Regions from separate parts of the Mus musculus genome. Here region 2 is linked to region 1. The links are chromatin loops, found by intact Hi-C in ENCODE. Cell type or tissue: heart. All regions are shown on one strand.

Region 1 (8,000 bases):
CCCCCTGCCTCTGCCTCCTGAGTGCTGGGATTAAAGGCGTGCGCCACCACGGCCCTGCTGAAGGTATATTTTTAGAAAATAGGGCCTTTTAGAAAAAAGGCCATGGTGACTGATTTTGTTTTGAATTTGGAACTATTCATAAAATTGGAAAATGATTTAGCTTTTTCATTTTTATTTAAAGTATCTCAATTAGGGGCTGGAGAAATGGCACAGTGGTTTAGAGCACTGACTGCTCTCCCAGAGGTCCTGAGTTCAATTCCCAGCAACCACATGGTAGCTCACAACCACCTGTAATGGGATCCAATGCCCTCTTCGGGTGTGTCTGAAGACAGCTAAAGTGTACTCACATACGTAAAATAAATAAATTAAAAATAAAGTATCTCAATTAAAAGGGACAAAACTGCATACTTAAAAAAAATAGCACCTTTAAGCTTGTGTATGGTCTCACACACCTTTAGAGGTAGAGGTGGTGGCTGGGCTTGTATGAGTACTGAACTCACACTGGGCCCACATGGAGAGTTCTAGGAGAGCCAGGGCTACACAGTGAGCCCATGTCTCAAAATGACAAACACACAAATAACTGCAGCTTTCTGGAACTGTAATTGGAGTTCTGGGCCACCCACACAGACCTGTAACCCCATATAACACTTTTCAGACTTTAGTATCCCCAGGGGACATGACCTGCGGTTCTCACATAAAGCAGGCTCTCCTGGAAGGTCAGGCTGCATTGGGAGCTGTCTGGATGCAAGCAAGAACTGGATGGTGGGGCTATGGTCGTGCAGGGGAGGGGAGGGTGGACAGGGCAGTGACAGAGATGTCCCAGTCAATGCCAAGGCTATGTCCCTGAGTGAATGCGTAGCAGATTTCAGACAGATTGCAAGCCTGTCCCGCGCTGTGCCCAGCATGCAGGCTGCTCTCCACAGTGTATTCCCGAGGACTGAAGATCACAACTCTGCTTCCAGGGCGCCATTGTTGAGAAGAGGATTCTGACTAAAGTACACAGCAGGTTCATTGTGTCTCTGGCCTATGCGTTCGAGACCAAGACGGACCTCTGTCTGGTGATGACCATCATGAACGGAGGTGACGTGAGGTAAAGGTGTCCGGACTTGGGACTGCTTTCAACTAGGGTTCACGTCTGGTGGGGTCCAGGACTTGGGGTTTGCCTGTCATTGTACACGCTTACGACTCTCCGTGATTACTGGGGACAGGCGACAGAGGGCATGTGATGTCGTAGATAGCTGTGGTGGGATACTGTAAGTCGAGAGGGCTAAGAAGTGAACATTAACAATTCCATCGGTGTCCAATGCTATAGGTCTAGAGAGCTGGATGATTGTCTAGAGGCTTGCCTAGAGTAGGAGGGTACCCACTCTGATGGCGCCTGGGCTAGCCACGCCTCACGGTGCTCAGAGGTTGGTCCTGCATTCTTAGGGATGTTAGGTTAATGGCTTTCTTTGGCTGGGTGACTTCACCACTCTTAGCTCAGTTTCCTGTTCTGTAAAATAGAGACAAACAATAGTGACCAAGTCAGTGTCAGGAGGATGAGGAGGTGAGTCCCTGGAGTAGCTGACACACATGGTTAGCTCCATGAGACCCCTGGGTACCTAGTACACAAGGCTTACACAGTGAGACCCTGGGGTGCCTTGGGAATGCAGAGTGCTACTAAAGGGAGCTGTAACTTGCAAATCCCTGTGTCTCTCAGCTCACTGCCACCCCAGCAAAGCCAACTGCCTTTTCTTCAGATGAATAACGTTAGGTCTAGATAACCCATCTTTGAGAAGGGGAAGAGGCCTGTAAGGAATGCTGAGGCATTATTGCAAGTTCTGTCCCCACCCCCTTCCCAGGGACCCTCTGATTTTCTTCCAAACCCCTAGTCTGCAGCCTCTCTCCCGCCTCCCCCACCCGCCTTCAACACAGCTTAGGCCATTCACAGCTTCTGGCTATGGGCTTCGTTTCCCTGTAAAGGGTTGAGGCAGCAAGTGTACAGTAGAATACAAAAATGGACGCACTCCAGGGTCCTGCGGAAAAGGGCCGGGAAGGAAATGCTACTGTCAAACCCATCCAGGGGTTCAGAGTCTGGTGGAGCAGACAACAGGTATACTCAGAGATTTGGGGGTTGCTTGTGCTTTAAAAAAACTGGGGGGTGACTCTCCTCTCTTGGCTCTGTCTTGTCACTGCCATGGAGTCAGAGGAAGGAGGTGTCAGGTGACAAGCTTCTATGTCCTTTTAACCATTGTCTCTCAATCAGTTATGGGTAAGGTGGCATCTGAGGCCACTAGCCTTGGGCTTCTCCAGGGAAGCATTGATGCCTGGTCCCAAGGGGACCACGCTATGCTGATACATGTGTGTATGTGTGTGTGCGCTAAGATCCAGGCTCTCTGTTTCTGCATTTTACTGCCCTTAAAACCCGTGTGCATGCCTCCCATGGTGTTCTACCCCCAGGTACCACATCTACAATGTGGATGAGGATAACCCCGGCTTCTCAGAACCACGGGCCATCTATTACACAGCACAGATCATCAGTGGCCTGGAGCACCTGCATCAGAGACGCATTGTCTACCGTGACCTCAAGCCAGAGAATGTGCTATTGGACAATGATGGTGAGCCCGTGGGGTGGATGCAGGTTACGGTGGCTTTGGAGGGCCCAAAGTATGGTTTCTTCAGCCTCGTTGAAAGTCACTGAAGGAGGGCTTAGTAGTATTAGGGCATAAAGGACAGTGGTGTAAGCTATATGTGTATGTATGTATGTATGTGCATATGCATATAGGTGTGCATGCATGTATGTGTAAGGTATATGTGGTATGCCTACTATGTGTATGATACATCTTTGTGGGAAATGGATATGCGTGTATAGAGTGTGGTATGTATGTACATATAGCATGTGTTTTGCTGTTGTGCCGGGGAACACTGCTAAGCCCTGGTCACCTGGTACCTCTGTTCTATGGAATATGTGTAAACTCAGCTTGTCTCAACTTTTAGGCAATATCCGAATTTCTGACCTTGGACTGGCTGTGGAGCTGAAGGAAGGGCAGAATAAGACCAAGGGCTACGCAGGGACCCCAGGTAAGGTCTGAGCGTTGGGGGAGGGGGCTGAGAAGGCTTGGCATCCAAGAAGAGGCCTTGGGGTCATCCTCTCTCCCAGAACTTGAGGCAGCAGGAGTAGGCTTGGCATCCAAGAAGAGGCCTTGGGGTCATCCTCTCTCCCAGAACTTGAGGCAGCAGGAGCCTCGAGACCTAAGTGGTGACAGAGTGGGGGTTGTGAAGCAGGGCTCCTTATCCTCTAGAGCAAACAGTAGCAATCAGGTTCTACTCAGCAGCTCAAGAACTGTTTATTCCCTTCAAGGACAGGCCCTCCCCGGCCTTAACAGTCTCACTAGCTTGTCAGAGCTGCCTCCCTGGTACCTTGATGGGCAGAGAGAGCACAGAGAGTGGTGTCCTGTGCATTGGCAGATGAGTTTGCCTGGGGTATCTTATGGAAGAGCTGGACCCAAGGACTTATTGTGTAGGTCACACCGCAGTGCACAGGGGACAGAGGCTTTCCTCAGCCAGCTCTTGCTAGGCTTTAGCACAACTCTGGTAGGTAGCCACTCACAGGCAGGCTATGCGCATGTGTTATCTTTCTGTGGGCATGCATACCCGTGTGCACACATTCCTACATGTGTGCTTGCTCTCATGTGGTGTGCACAGTTGTATGTCTTGTAGGTGTGACTGAGTATGCACACGGGGGGGGGTCTTTATGTGTAAGCCCATGCGTGGATATGCACGAGCCTGTATGTGCATGTGCACCTGTGCACATATGTGCATCTGCACGTATCTGTACATGTATGTAGGCACACAGCTCCCTCTGTGTGAAGCATGCATGTATGTGTATGAAGGTACCTCTCAGTATGCATGCACCCATGACAGTCTCTGTGTGCACACATGCAAATACGTGTGTGCATCTTCACAAATGTGTCTTTGTGTATGTACATGTCTATAAGCACATCTGTATATGTGCTATTTCATGCATATATATATATATATATATATGTATGTATGTGTGTGTGTGTGTGTGTGTATACCTATGTGTGAATGTGTACAGGCACCTCTGTGTGTATGCTTAGTACACGTATCTGTGCACACATGGGCATGCGTCTCTGTGTGTATAGGTTTTGTGTACACCACTCTTGAACACATATGAGTGACTGTAGATGTATCTGTGTCTAAGTGTACATACACATGCAGACCTGTGTGTTCTTCTGCCTTCGTCCCCCTCAGAGGAAGGGTGAGAGGCAGCACGCATAGAGGAAAGCAGAGACTCGAGTCAGCTGGAGCAGGTGCGAGGTCCAGGCCCATACTTCCTGGCTCTGTGACCTCAGATGGTGTCCTTAGTCTGTCAGAGTCTTTGGCTTTAACACTTACCACATGGGCGTATGAGGCTGTGACGTGACCATTGCATACCCGGCATTTGCATGCTTTAGATATCTGCACTTGAGTCTCCCTTTCTCCATATTCTGGATGGTCTTGTATTCAGGCTGAGTTCTGACAGGACTTCTTAGATGTGTATCTTCTTCCCTGGGCTATCTGGGATGTAAACAGAGTGGCGACAGGATCCTGCTTTGTGCCTTAGGTACCATCTGAGAGTGTCCCTGATGCCATGGTGGGTAGAGAGACAAGAACGTTCCCCTTCGACTTTGGAGTAGGACAAATCCATACTGACCCCCGGGCGGTGGTGCTTGTCTAGCCTTGGTAGCTGGTTGGTGGGTGCTGAGGGCTCTGTGCAGGCACGGGGTGAAGGAGATCTGAGAAAAGGATTCTGGAAACAGCTTGGCTTGAAGCCACTGCACAGCCTCGTGAAGACATGGCTGTGCTTTCTTTCATGAGATAGCTCAAACTTTACTTGGATCTCCTCAGTTCACTACAAGTCCCGGATTTGCTGGAGCAAGATTTAAAGAACCTCAAGACTAGAACTGGTCCCTTTCTGGACTGCTGGCCCAGCTTGGCCAGTAGAGGGCGCCATTGCTTGCCTAATCTTTACCTTCCTGAGCTTACTGAGATGCAGTGGCAACCCTACCTCGTAAATCCTTTGCCTGGGACCACAGTGTAAATCCTGACCGCAGTGTAGGCTCTGGAAATGCTGAGTTAGGGTGCAAACTAGAAGCTTGCATTCCAGGAGACAATGAGACAAGAAACACACTTGCTCCCTCATCCAGTGACCCATGGGTGCTGGCTCTGGAACAACAATATTCTTTGTAAAAACCCAAAACATGAAGGCAAAGGGTGGCATGGTCAGAGTATAGTCTGACACTACCGGGGGTGGCACTGGGTGGACACTGGTGGCATCCTGAAGTGGAGAGGTGGTGCGCGTGGCTCCGGAAAGGGATGCTGGACAATTCACCTTCCAGAAGGGCTAGGAGTGCAGGAGCAATTCCATGGCCTGTTACATGGGGCGGAGAAGCCAACAGAATGGGCGGGAGGAGATGGTCTATACACTGGGTTGCAGACGCTGGGTACTAATATGTGTGGTGGGTTGTAAGGGGTTGAGATTTTCATGAAAATGGTCTGGTTGTGAGCAGGCAGCTAGGAGGACCAGGGAGGCCACGCTTGTGGAGAAGGCCACACAGTGGCTATGCTATCAGGTGCTGTTCTTTGAGTGCATTCAGCTATAGCTTCACTGTAGGTAATAAAAGAAGGTTCAAGGAACAAAGTGACTGAGGACAGCATAGGACTGTGACCCCATCACCCGTGTTCCTCAGGCTTTGGCCACAGCGCCTGGGTCACTGGGCTCACTCTGGATTACAGGACACAGAGCTCACGTCTGTATCCTTATAAGAGGAGAGTGAGAAGGTCCCAGCAGCATCTGTCACGTTCGTCTAACCCAGGAGTCACACACAGCATAAGCACACTGTCCTGAATCTGAGTGGAGGCTTCATATCCCACATTAGTGAGATTCCTGACCCCGGCAATTCTGCTCCTAGGAATCTTTGGCTAGGCTGGAAGACGTTTTTGGTTGTTAGCACTGTGGGCATCCAGTGGGTAGTGGCCAGGGTAATGCTCAATGTCCTGAAATGACAACAAAGAGGTTTTTGGCCTCCAAGTCACTGGTGGGGAGACCACTCACTCCCCTGGGGGTAGGGTATCACTAGAGCCTCAGTAGGGCTGTGAGTACTGGGTAGGAGCCACGCTGTGGGAAAGCAGGTGCATCTATGAACCTACATATGTTCGTGGCGGCAGGTTTCATGGCCCCTGAGCTCCTGCGAGGTGAAGAATACGACTTCTCTGTGGACTACTTTGCCCTGGGGGTCACATTGTACGAGATGATCGCAGCCAGAGGACCCTTCCGAGCCCGAGGAGAGAAGGTAGGTGCCGTCTGGCAGGAACCCCTGAAAGGGTCCATTCTGGGGCAGACATGGATGGGTTGGGTTGTGCCAAGGACTATATAAGGAGCACAGGCTCTGGGTTCCTGGTCCTGCAGGATATTCTGTCCCAAAGCCTGCCTGTTCTTGAGACCTGAGAGTAGAGCTGTTGGAAGATTCTAACTGTCTTTGCACACCACGGCCAGCAGGTGGCAGAGCAAACATGCTCTAGCTGAGACTGGACCTCTCTCCCTGGTTTGACAGTGGCTTCTATCATTAGGTCCTTTTGGTGCTGACTTCACAAGGAGGCCACTGCCGGGTCCCTAGCTAGCAGTGGCCACCAGGACATTGCTCTTGGGGCCTCGGACAACCACCCTATATAGTTTCTCTGCTCTTCATTTCTGTTTACACACAGAGGTTGGTCTGGGCCAGAAGCTATTTTATGTCCCAGTAGGGACAGTGTCCACCTACTTGTGGCTACCTTGACCTCGCCTGAGCTTACAGCTCTATGTTGTCATGTGATCCTGGCCAAACGTGGAGAAGTGTCTGAGTCTCACAGGCCTCCACAGTGACAGACCTTAGTTAGGCCTGTGTGCGTGAACATTCGTTCAGGTTCCACATGCTGCGTTTGTTCTGCCTGTGCCTGCCAGAGAGATGATGAGCACCGGCTTTGCTATGGGGGATGCCTGGGGAGCAAGCCACACTGTCTTCGTCATACACTTTAGGTGTGGGGAGCTTTGTTTAGGAGACTCCACCAAAGCTGACCAGAAGTAAGGCAAGCCTATTTCTTAGGCTTCTCATGGTTTTGTAACACCATGCTCAGTCAAGCTCTCAGGCAACAACGTTCGCTTCTGGTCATAGTCTGTGCAGTGGCTGTCCAGCTGTGTAAACATGTGGATAAGTCAACCGGCACCACCCTTTAAAACAGCTGGAGAGTGTGGCTGGAGACTTCACTTTTTGACTTTGTTTCTCCGTCCTGAGATGGGAGCCTTTCAAAGCCAAGCCACCTGGGAGGGGCCCACCGGATGACATTGGCCACGCCCACCGGTCACGCCCACTGCCCACACCCACCCCAGTGAGGGTGAGCACCAAGTCCTAAGGCTTGAGGCTTGGCCAGGGCTCAAGTGAAGTGGTGCATTTACCTACCGTGCAGGTAGAGAACAAGGAGCTTAAGCAACGTATCATCTCAGAGCCTGTGAAGTACCCAGAGAAGTTCAGCCAGGCCAGCAAGGACTTCTGTGAGCAGCTGTTGGAGAAGGACCCGGAGAAGCGCCTGGGCTTCCGGGATGGAACCTGTGATGCGCTTCGGGCAAACGTCCTCTTCAAAGATATCAGCTGGAGGCAGCTCGAAGCCGGTATGGGTGTTACCATAAGCCTGAGAGGGCACAGGGACCCCTGATGGCATATGTTATCCATGCGGTCGGGCAGACTGAAGTCAGGTGGGAAACGTGGCTGACAAGCTAGTGTGGAAGCTCTGAGCCTGCTTCATAGTATTTTCCTTATATTCATCCTTGAAAATGCACGTGCATATACACTTTCAGGGATACACAGGCACACATGCGTGTGCACACACCCATGCATGTACCATGCCACATCACACACAGACACTAGATGGACCTACAGGCATGCACAGGCCAGTGCATATACACATGAGGATGTATACATGCA
Region 2 (8,000 bases), 370 kb after region 1:
CAGACCTAACTTGGAAGAGACTTTTGAAATTGAAATGAACGAAAGTGACATGATGCTAGAGACGTCTATGTCAGACCACAGCACATAGCCACAGCACTGAACCTGACAGAGGTCCAGGGCCCACCCTCATGTGCCAGAGTAGGTCAATGCTCCCCTGCAGCCTTGCTACGTCCTAAGAATTTTCCAGTTCCTGATGTGACTCCAGACTACATCTCTACATTTAGGACCAGCAGCCTGCAGTAACAGTGGGACAGCAGGCCTTGGCAACAGATGTTTTCCGATTTTCTGAACCTACAAAGTAGTTAGTTACGTGTAGCAGAATAAAGAAGGTCAACTATTCGTTATCTTTTTCATTGTGTCTTTTTCAATAAATTTATATTTGGGAATAACTAGAAGTTTCCAAGCTGGTAGAGTGTCTCTGTTACCTTTCTGTTGCTATGATAACATTCTATGACCAAGGCAGCCATTGAAGAAAGAGTTCAGATTGATTGTGCTGGAGAAGCAGTGCAGCAGGCAGGCATGGCAGCTGCAAGGGGAGCAAGGACAGTTACTCCCAAAGCCTTCCCAGTGACACATTCCTCCAACAGTGACAGCATCTGGGGACCACTCACTACCACACAGTTTGTCTGCCCCTTATCTGGTGTGTCCCATTGTTAACATACTGTTACCATAGGACATGTGTACTGGCTAAAACACTCTGATTGGTATGTTGCTCATAACTCCAGTTTTCCCCAAGGTTCACTCCCTATTCCAAGCACTCTGGAGGCAGAGGCAAGTGGATCTTTGAGTTCGGGCCAGGCTGGTCTGTGTAAGGAATTCCAGGCTAGCCAAGATAATATAATGAGACTATCTTTAAAAATAAAGAGGGCTGATGAAATGGCTCGAGTAAGTAAAGGCACTTGCTTCCAAGACTGACTGGGTGAGTTCAGTCCTTGGGACTCATGGTGGAAAGAGCTGCTTCCTGTGGCTGTCTGACCTCTACATGCTCACCAATGTGTGACCACACACAGAATCAATATGTAATGCCTCTAAGTTTGACTCTTATTTTGTCTGACCGTGAGATCCAGGTCTCTTAGCTGTTTACAAGAACATTTTTTCCTTACTTTCAACTTCTTTTAGCTATAAAACACATCTCTGTTGCTACCCCAGGCTAGCCAGCCCACAAGCTTCTGGAGGGCCTGTTTCCAGGTCCTATCTTCCATACAAACACTGGGAGAGCAGATGAGCTGTTCCAGTTTTTTAGTTCCACAGCTTCTGTTTCATTTCTTTTACAAGAATTAAACGAGAAACAGCCATAGGCATTCAAAAGCAATTACTTCCTGTCGCTTCCTGTTGATGGATATCATCCCTAGTGACTGGTTCTCTGTGGTTTCCATTAGCCCTTTGAACATACTTGTGTGTCTTCCATTCGTGAATCCAGAGAGCTCTTGGGTGGGTGCAGCATGCATGTGACCTGCCAGGAGCTCAGAGCGGGCTAACTAATTACCACTACATAATTGATATGGCTGTTTGGCATCTCTGACTAGTAATTTTGTCTGGCCTTCCTCAGTTTTGCCCAGTCTTTTCCCTGCTATGTTAGCCATATTTTTCCAGCTTTCTTTCTATCCTTGTAATATTATGTTGAGAAATGCATACCTTGACTACCTATTTATTTTAATAAATTTAATTTTCATTGAAAATATTTTTTTTATATATTTTGAACATAGTTTCCCTAAAGCATTCTCAGCTTGCTTGTTTATACAACCCAGGACCACCTGCCCAGGGATGGCACTGCCCACAGATGGTTGAACCCTTCCACATCAGTCATTAATCAGAAACCTGCCCTGTGGGTCAGTCTGATGGAAACTAGTCCAGGTGACTAGTTTGTTTCAAGTTCACAAAAACTAACCAACTGGGGTGACCTCTTAACTTGACACATACATCACCATTAAACAGTAACCTTTCCTTGTTTATCATCAAGATGTTAATACAACAATATAAAGTATAACCTTCAAAGTTTCCATCTTTAAAAACTTGTTAAAGTTCAGTGACACTAACAATATCCAGTCTTGTAACTATAGTCTCAGAATCAAGTAGTTATTCCAAGAGGGAAGAAAGAACCAAAGCACAGTTAAAAGTGGATCAAAACAAAAGCAAAATCCAGTAATGTAAATAATTTATAATCTAATGTCTGGGACTTACTCATGATCTTCCGGGCTCCAGGGGACTTGGGCAGCTCCATGTCTCAGGCTGGCTCTGCCATCCACAACTCACAGCTTGTCTGGTAGGCTTAAGTAGGCTCCACTCCTCACCTGACATGGTCCTGCAGTCCTAGCATCTCCAGCATGCTGGAGTTTCTACTGCCTCTCCTGGCTCTTTCCAGTTTCAATCTCAGCTCATTTCTGTGACCTCTTAAATCTTGCAGCGTTCATGCCTACACAATCAGTTCCACTATGTGGGGTACACATTACCAAGTCAGGTTTCCTGCTTGAGATAGCCTTGACTGCATCTGGACTGCAGTGTCTGTGTGCTGACCTTTAGGAAGTATATCCAGAAAATTGCACTTTGATGATGCTGGTCTTATTAATCACAACTGATTCTTCATCCCCAGCTAACCATCATTATTTGTCCCAATAAAGGTAGATTCTTAATCCAAATATCACAAGAACATCCCTGGTATCCCTCTGATACTTCATAATGTCTCTCTTCTTTCAATGGTATCTTTCATGTTTCCACAACTCATTACACTCTGAACACTGACCAAAAGCAACTTGTGGGAGGAAGAGATTTAGTTCCTCTTCTAGCTCTCTGGTCACATCCCTCAGTGAGGGAAATCAGAGAAGAAATTCAAGTAGGAGTTTGGAGGCAAGAACTAGCAGGGCCACAGAGAATGCTTATTGGCTTTATTACAAGCAAGGTCCAACTGCTGTGGGACCCTTTCACGTCCATTAGTCAAGAAACTGTTCCACAGGCCAATCTGATGAAAATAATGCCTCAACTCTTTCCTCTTCACAACCAAGTGACTATTTTGAGTCAAGCTGACATAAACTAACCAGCAGTTTGCCAGACAGGTGAAAGGGTGTTGGGTCAGGCACACAGGAGGACAGTCAATGGCTTTATCTTTAAGGGGGCAAAAGCCAGCCCGAGATAATTTTGGCTCCAAGCTTGTAATGTTCCAACTTTCTTCCATTGTGAAGTTACTATCCATCGACCTTGTACTATCTTAACAACTGGGTATGGGTTGGTTTTTCCTGACAACTCGTCGTCCACATTTTTATCAGCCTCTCACACGTGTGTTTTCTTCCTAATAAAGGTTAAGAGGCTATCAGAACTTCTGGTCAGTGTAACTGGTTATTCCAAACTGAGCTGGTTCAAGTGATGGGCTCAGTCCTAGCTTTCTTTGCAACACGAAATACTGGAAAACCGCTCTTGCCCAGGCTTTTATAGAACTCTCGATGTTTGAGGCCTGTTTGACGCAGACCTAAACGGTTTTGAGTCTTTGGCTTATTTAAAACGTCACATTTCAGGAGTGCCACGATCGATTTCTGAAAATCTCTCATTCTCCTTTACCATTAACGTAGGGAGAATGGTGCTATACATCATTGAGCACATGGGAAAACTGTATTGTTCGTATATCTGCTACAAATAAAATAAAAATAAAAAGCCAGACGCCTTTAATCCCAGGAGGCAGAGGATCTCTGAGCTCCAGGAGAGCCAGGTCTACAGAGTGAGTTCCAGGACAATCAAGGCTACACAAAGCCCTGTCTCAACAGAGAAAACGTGTAGGAGGGAGGCGGAGGGCAGAGTGGGGCGAGGAGAGCGACGGGTTTACTTTCGGTACTGTCCCAGTGACTCCGGGTGGACCGGGGGCTCCCAGTCCCCACCGCAGGTCAGCAGCGCACGGGACGTCCGGAGTGAGCATCTGCTCTCCGCGTGGCTGGCAGCACCGATCTCCTTCACCGTCGCCGCCGTTCTAGGACGTCCGCTGTCTTTTAAAAACTGCCGCGCTGCCCCCTACAGGCGCGGGCCAGCATTGGCACCGCCCCTTCCCTGTCAGGGCCGGGGAGGGGACACTGAACACCGAATTCCAAGGGAGGGGCTGCCTAGTCCTCGCGAGGCTTCGTTCTCGCGGAGGTGGCGGCGGCCGGCCGGCCGGTGGGGATGCGCTCGGAAGAGGGGGCCGGAGGCTTAGGCGCAGCCCTGGCTGCGCGGGGCCCGAGCTGGAGGGAGAAACTATCGAGCTCAGAGACCCACTGCCGCCGCGAGTCACCGCGGAAGGAGTCGGCGGCGCCTCCGGCCCCGACCCTAAGTGAGAGCGGGGCCGGCAAGCCTCGCGAGGAGAAGAGGACAGCCCTGAGCAAGGTGGGGGCGGGGCCCGCAAGTCTCGCGAGAGGACGGCTTCTAAGCCCCCCGGTGGGCGGGGCTTGGGGAGGGCGGGGCGGGTTGTTCATCTCAGGGGCGGAGCCTAGTCTCCGAAGTGATGCGGGCTGTTGCGAGCAGTCTGGACTAGGATTAGCGAGTCGGGGTGGAGCTGGGGAGCCGCGGTCCCCCGAGCTCCGGGGAACCTCAGGCTGAGTGGGCGTGGCGGGCGGCAGCACCTGAGTGAACGCAATGGTCATCCCAGGTGGTCCTCCGGCGTCTGCCCCCGGGCCTCACCAAAGAGCAGCTGGAAGAGCAACTGCGCCCCCTGCCGGCGCACGATTACTTCGAGGTGGTGGCTGCGGACCTCAGGTGAGGGCTGCTGCGGGACACCCACTGGTGAAGGATGGAGGACCCCGCGGGCGCTCGCAGTTGCAGTCCCCTCCCAGCTGTCAGTGCACGCCCACGTTAGGAGCGGGCAAGTCACCTCGTCAGCCCGTTACCATGCCTTCCTCGGCGTAGCTTTTAATAAACTGTATGATGAGCAAAACCGGACTGCATCCCTTACACACGTTGAGTCTGGAGTGTTTTCCCTAGTGAGGGACCAGTAACTGAGCCCTGAGAAGTGGAATCTCTCATTGCTTGCACCACCACCCAGCCAGAAGGTTCCCTGCCTGTGGGGATGCGAGCAACGCAGGGCTGACCTAAGCAGCAGATGTCAGTGCCACAGGAATTCGTGGGTTTTCCACGATACTTATTTTTATATCCTTTTATGGTATTCTTTCTCATTTGTGTCATATACGCTTTCCTTTGGGATACCAATTTTGTTTTGTTATTTTTTTTAAAGTCTATTCTAATAAAAATATGAATAATTAAATGGGTATCCTTTGAAAAACCACAGGTGGTTTTCAGGTGGCTGAAGTTTAGAAAAATGGCTAAAAGAACAGTGTGCAATTACTCGGTGTGCAATTCCGGTCCCAGCTTGTAACTTGCACCCTCTGTACGAACAACAGATTTCTCTAAACTTCTGTATTCTTTGTGAAATGGAATGGAATCGTTCCTACCTGTGAAAAGAGTTGTGTGTGAGACGGGGAGAATGATTTAGTTTTTCCTTGGTACGTGGTCTGACACCCATTCAAAATACAGCATGTCATCCATGAAGGAGCCTAGACAAGTCTCGTTCTTGTTCAGATGTACCAGAAATGGCTCTAAAAGTACCCATGGCATGGTGACTTCTGGAGTCTAGTATTTTACCCTTGGCTCTGTACAGAAGAGGCGGTCCTGGATAATTAAGGCTTCAGTTAATGGTTGCTTTATCTTCGGGGTGTTTTGTTTTGTTTTGTTTTTTTGCTAAGGAATATCCAAATTGTTAAAATTTACTGAGACGTGATTCTCGGGCATGAAAAAGTATTTGCTTATTCATAGGAGATAAGGCAGAATCAAGGGCCGTCCGTTTTACTAACCACTGTTGCCTCGGTTTCAGCCTTTATCCTCATGTCTACTCCAGAGCATACATTAATTTTAGGAACCCTGATGACATCCTGCTGTTCAGAGACCGTTTTGACGGCTATATCTTCATTGGCAATAAAGGTCAGTGAGTTTCAGTTAACTTCTCACAGCTAAAATAAGGTCATAAACTCTTACTGTCACGTCATGTGCTGACGGAGCTTATAAACTAAAGCATCCCAGACCTTCCATGAGATAAGAACGGGAGGGATCGTGACCTTGCTGGGGAGTAAGTTCTCACAGGCTCCTTTTCCCAATAAATGAACCTTGTGTTCCAAAACTAAGTTATCTTACGATGTTTGATGAAAGTTTTCTGGGCTATATCATACACTTATATTTAGGCCAGGGATCCAGAGCACTGGCCATGATTGCCATTTCTTGAAAGCGTGGTGGAGGGGCGTATGGTCATGAATATCAGGCATGGAGCCTGTGGCGCAGTCTCCCCTTCAGGGACTCTGCTCCTGAACTTTCTGGATCCGTTTCTTACGTTCCTCCTTCCCCGTCCTGTCCGACTGTCCTGTGTTAGATTTTCTGCTTTTAAGGTTTGTAAACATTCTGTAGGAAGTGCTTTCTGCCCTCCCCATCCATCAGTTTCCATCCATCCCCCTCCCCCAACTGAACGGTGTTCCTTCTCCGTCAGGGCAACAATCAGAAGATCAGGTTGTAGTTTCTGTGAATGTCACGCAAGTTTAGTGCTCAGGCCATTTGGCGTTCTAGTTCATTGCTAACTACTTTATTCAGATGGTCTTTTTTTTTTTTTATTGGTAAAATATACATAACAGAAATCACCTTCCCCTCCTTCTTGAGATGGACTCTGTTTCTTAGGTCAGGCTGGCCTTAAACCGCAGTGGTTAATTCTCCTGCCTCCTGAGGAACTCGTGGGTCCTTCCTTCTTTCTTTCTTTCTTTTGTGTGTGTTTTTGTGTGTGGTTCAGAATTATTAAAATTATTCACTTTATACAACCAGTTACCCAGAGTCCCTAATTGTTATATAACTAAAACTTTATTAATTAAACACTAGTGCTGGACCCTCCACCTTCTCCTCCCTCCAACTCATTCCATTTTCTCTCTCTATGAATGTTATTACTCTGCATGCCCTGTATTAGCAGAGCCACACTTTCTGTCTTCTTGGCTAGCTTCTCACTTAGCATAGCGGCCTCCAGATTCTCGAGTGTCCTAACTGCCCAATTCCCTCCCTCTCAAAGCTGGAGAATATTCCCATAGGAGTGTTTGTCCATTTTACCTATCCATTCGTATGTCAGTTGTTAGACACTTGACTTGTTACAAGCTTTAGCCGAGGTAAACTCCCCTGGATATGCAGATGTGTCTCAGAGACCCTGTTTTCAGATTGGATATCAACCCAGAGGGAGACTTGGGGGTCAGGTGGTAGCGCAGTGCTCACAGCACAGACACCATCATGCGTTCCCAGCGACAGCAATGTACGAAAGCTACGACTGCTCCTCGTCCTCTCTAACGCGCTCTGTTTTGAGTTTTCATTGAAGTTGTTTGGTATCACATTGTAGTAGCTGGCCTCGTGGGCTCAAGAGTAAGAGCTCTCCTGGGATTCTTTTCTCTTGGGGATAGGAATTGTTCTTTGTTTTATTTTTGTTGTTGCTTTGATTTGGGTTAGATTGAGTTAACTTGAGTTTTGAGATCGTATCAGTAGAGTATCCCAGGTTTACCTTAACTTGAGTTCTTCCTGCCTCAGCCTCTCAAGTATTGGGATTATAGGTTATATACTAACTAATATACCCAAACTTTTTGTGGTTTAATTTTGTATTATCCAAAAAATTTGCAATTAAACATCTTTTTATATTGCTGTTTGGCCATATGTAGACCAACTCTGAAGAGATATCACTGAAGTTCTTTGCCACTTTTTTTTCAATTAAAAATTTTTATTTTCAGTAGCTAGAGAGATGGCTCAACAGTTAAGAGCATTAGCTGCTCTTCCAGAGGTCCTGAGTTCAATTCGCAGCAACCACATGGTGGCTCACAACCATCTGTAAAGGGATCCAATGACCTCTTCTGCTACACAGGTATACATGCAGATGTTGCACTCATGTACACTAAATAAATCTTTTTAAAGAAACTTATTTTTGCTGAGGGTGATTAAAACATGCTTTTAATCCCAGCACTTGGGAGGCAGAGGCAGGCGGA

Evidence for each region. Hi-C counts contacts between places; a loop is a spot of excess contacts. Peaks named below come from ENCODE experiments on the same cell type or tissue, not always from the same donor. Only the 100,000 strongest peaks of a DNase experiment are listed, where the experiment ranks them.
Region 2: it touches region 1 in a loop (7-fold over the local background); 2 of 42 quality-filtered maps call a loop at or near these places.

What each region holds. Positions count from the first base shown.
Region 1 is chr8:13,406,839-13,414,838 of GRCm38, forward strand. It overlaps Grk1 (G protein-coupled receptor kinase 1), which reads left to right. Exons shown (of 7, transcript NM_011881.3): 2 at 963-1,090; 3 at 2,440-2,597; 4 at 2,977-3,060; 5 at 6,211-6,335; 6 at 7,486-7,687. Among named protein-coding and RNA genes, the nearest start is that of Grk1, 5.8 kb to the left of the region's middle. In heart, CTCF peaks have their summits at 4,967 (motif pointing right) and 6,525 (motif pointing right); a DNase peak (open chromatin) is centred at 7,323; H3K27me3 peaks cover 1,820 bases.
Region 2 is chr8:13,781,544-13,789,543 of GRCm38, forward strand. It overlaps Cdc16 (CDC16 cell division cycle 16), which reads left to right. Exons shown (of 18, transcript NM_027276.3): 18 at 1-408. The coding sequence ends at 88. It overlaps Upf3a (UPF3 regulator of nonsense transcripts homolog A (yeast)), which reads left to right and starts at 4,072. Exons shown (of 9, transcript NM_025924.2): 1 at 4,072-4,341; 2 at 4,604-4,710; 3 at 5,822-5,928. The coding sequence starts at 4,141. Gm46032 (a long non-coding RNA gene) reads right to left here and starts at 3,513. Exons shown (of 2, transcript XR_001778519.2): 1 at 2,182-3,513. In heart, CTCF peaks have their summits at 3,998 (motif pointing left) and 4,679 (motif pointing left); DNase peaks (open chromatin) are centred at 4,058 and 4,358; H3K4me3 peaks cover 1,941 bases; H3K27ac peaks cover 1,712 bases.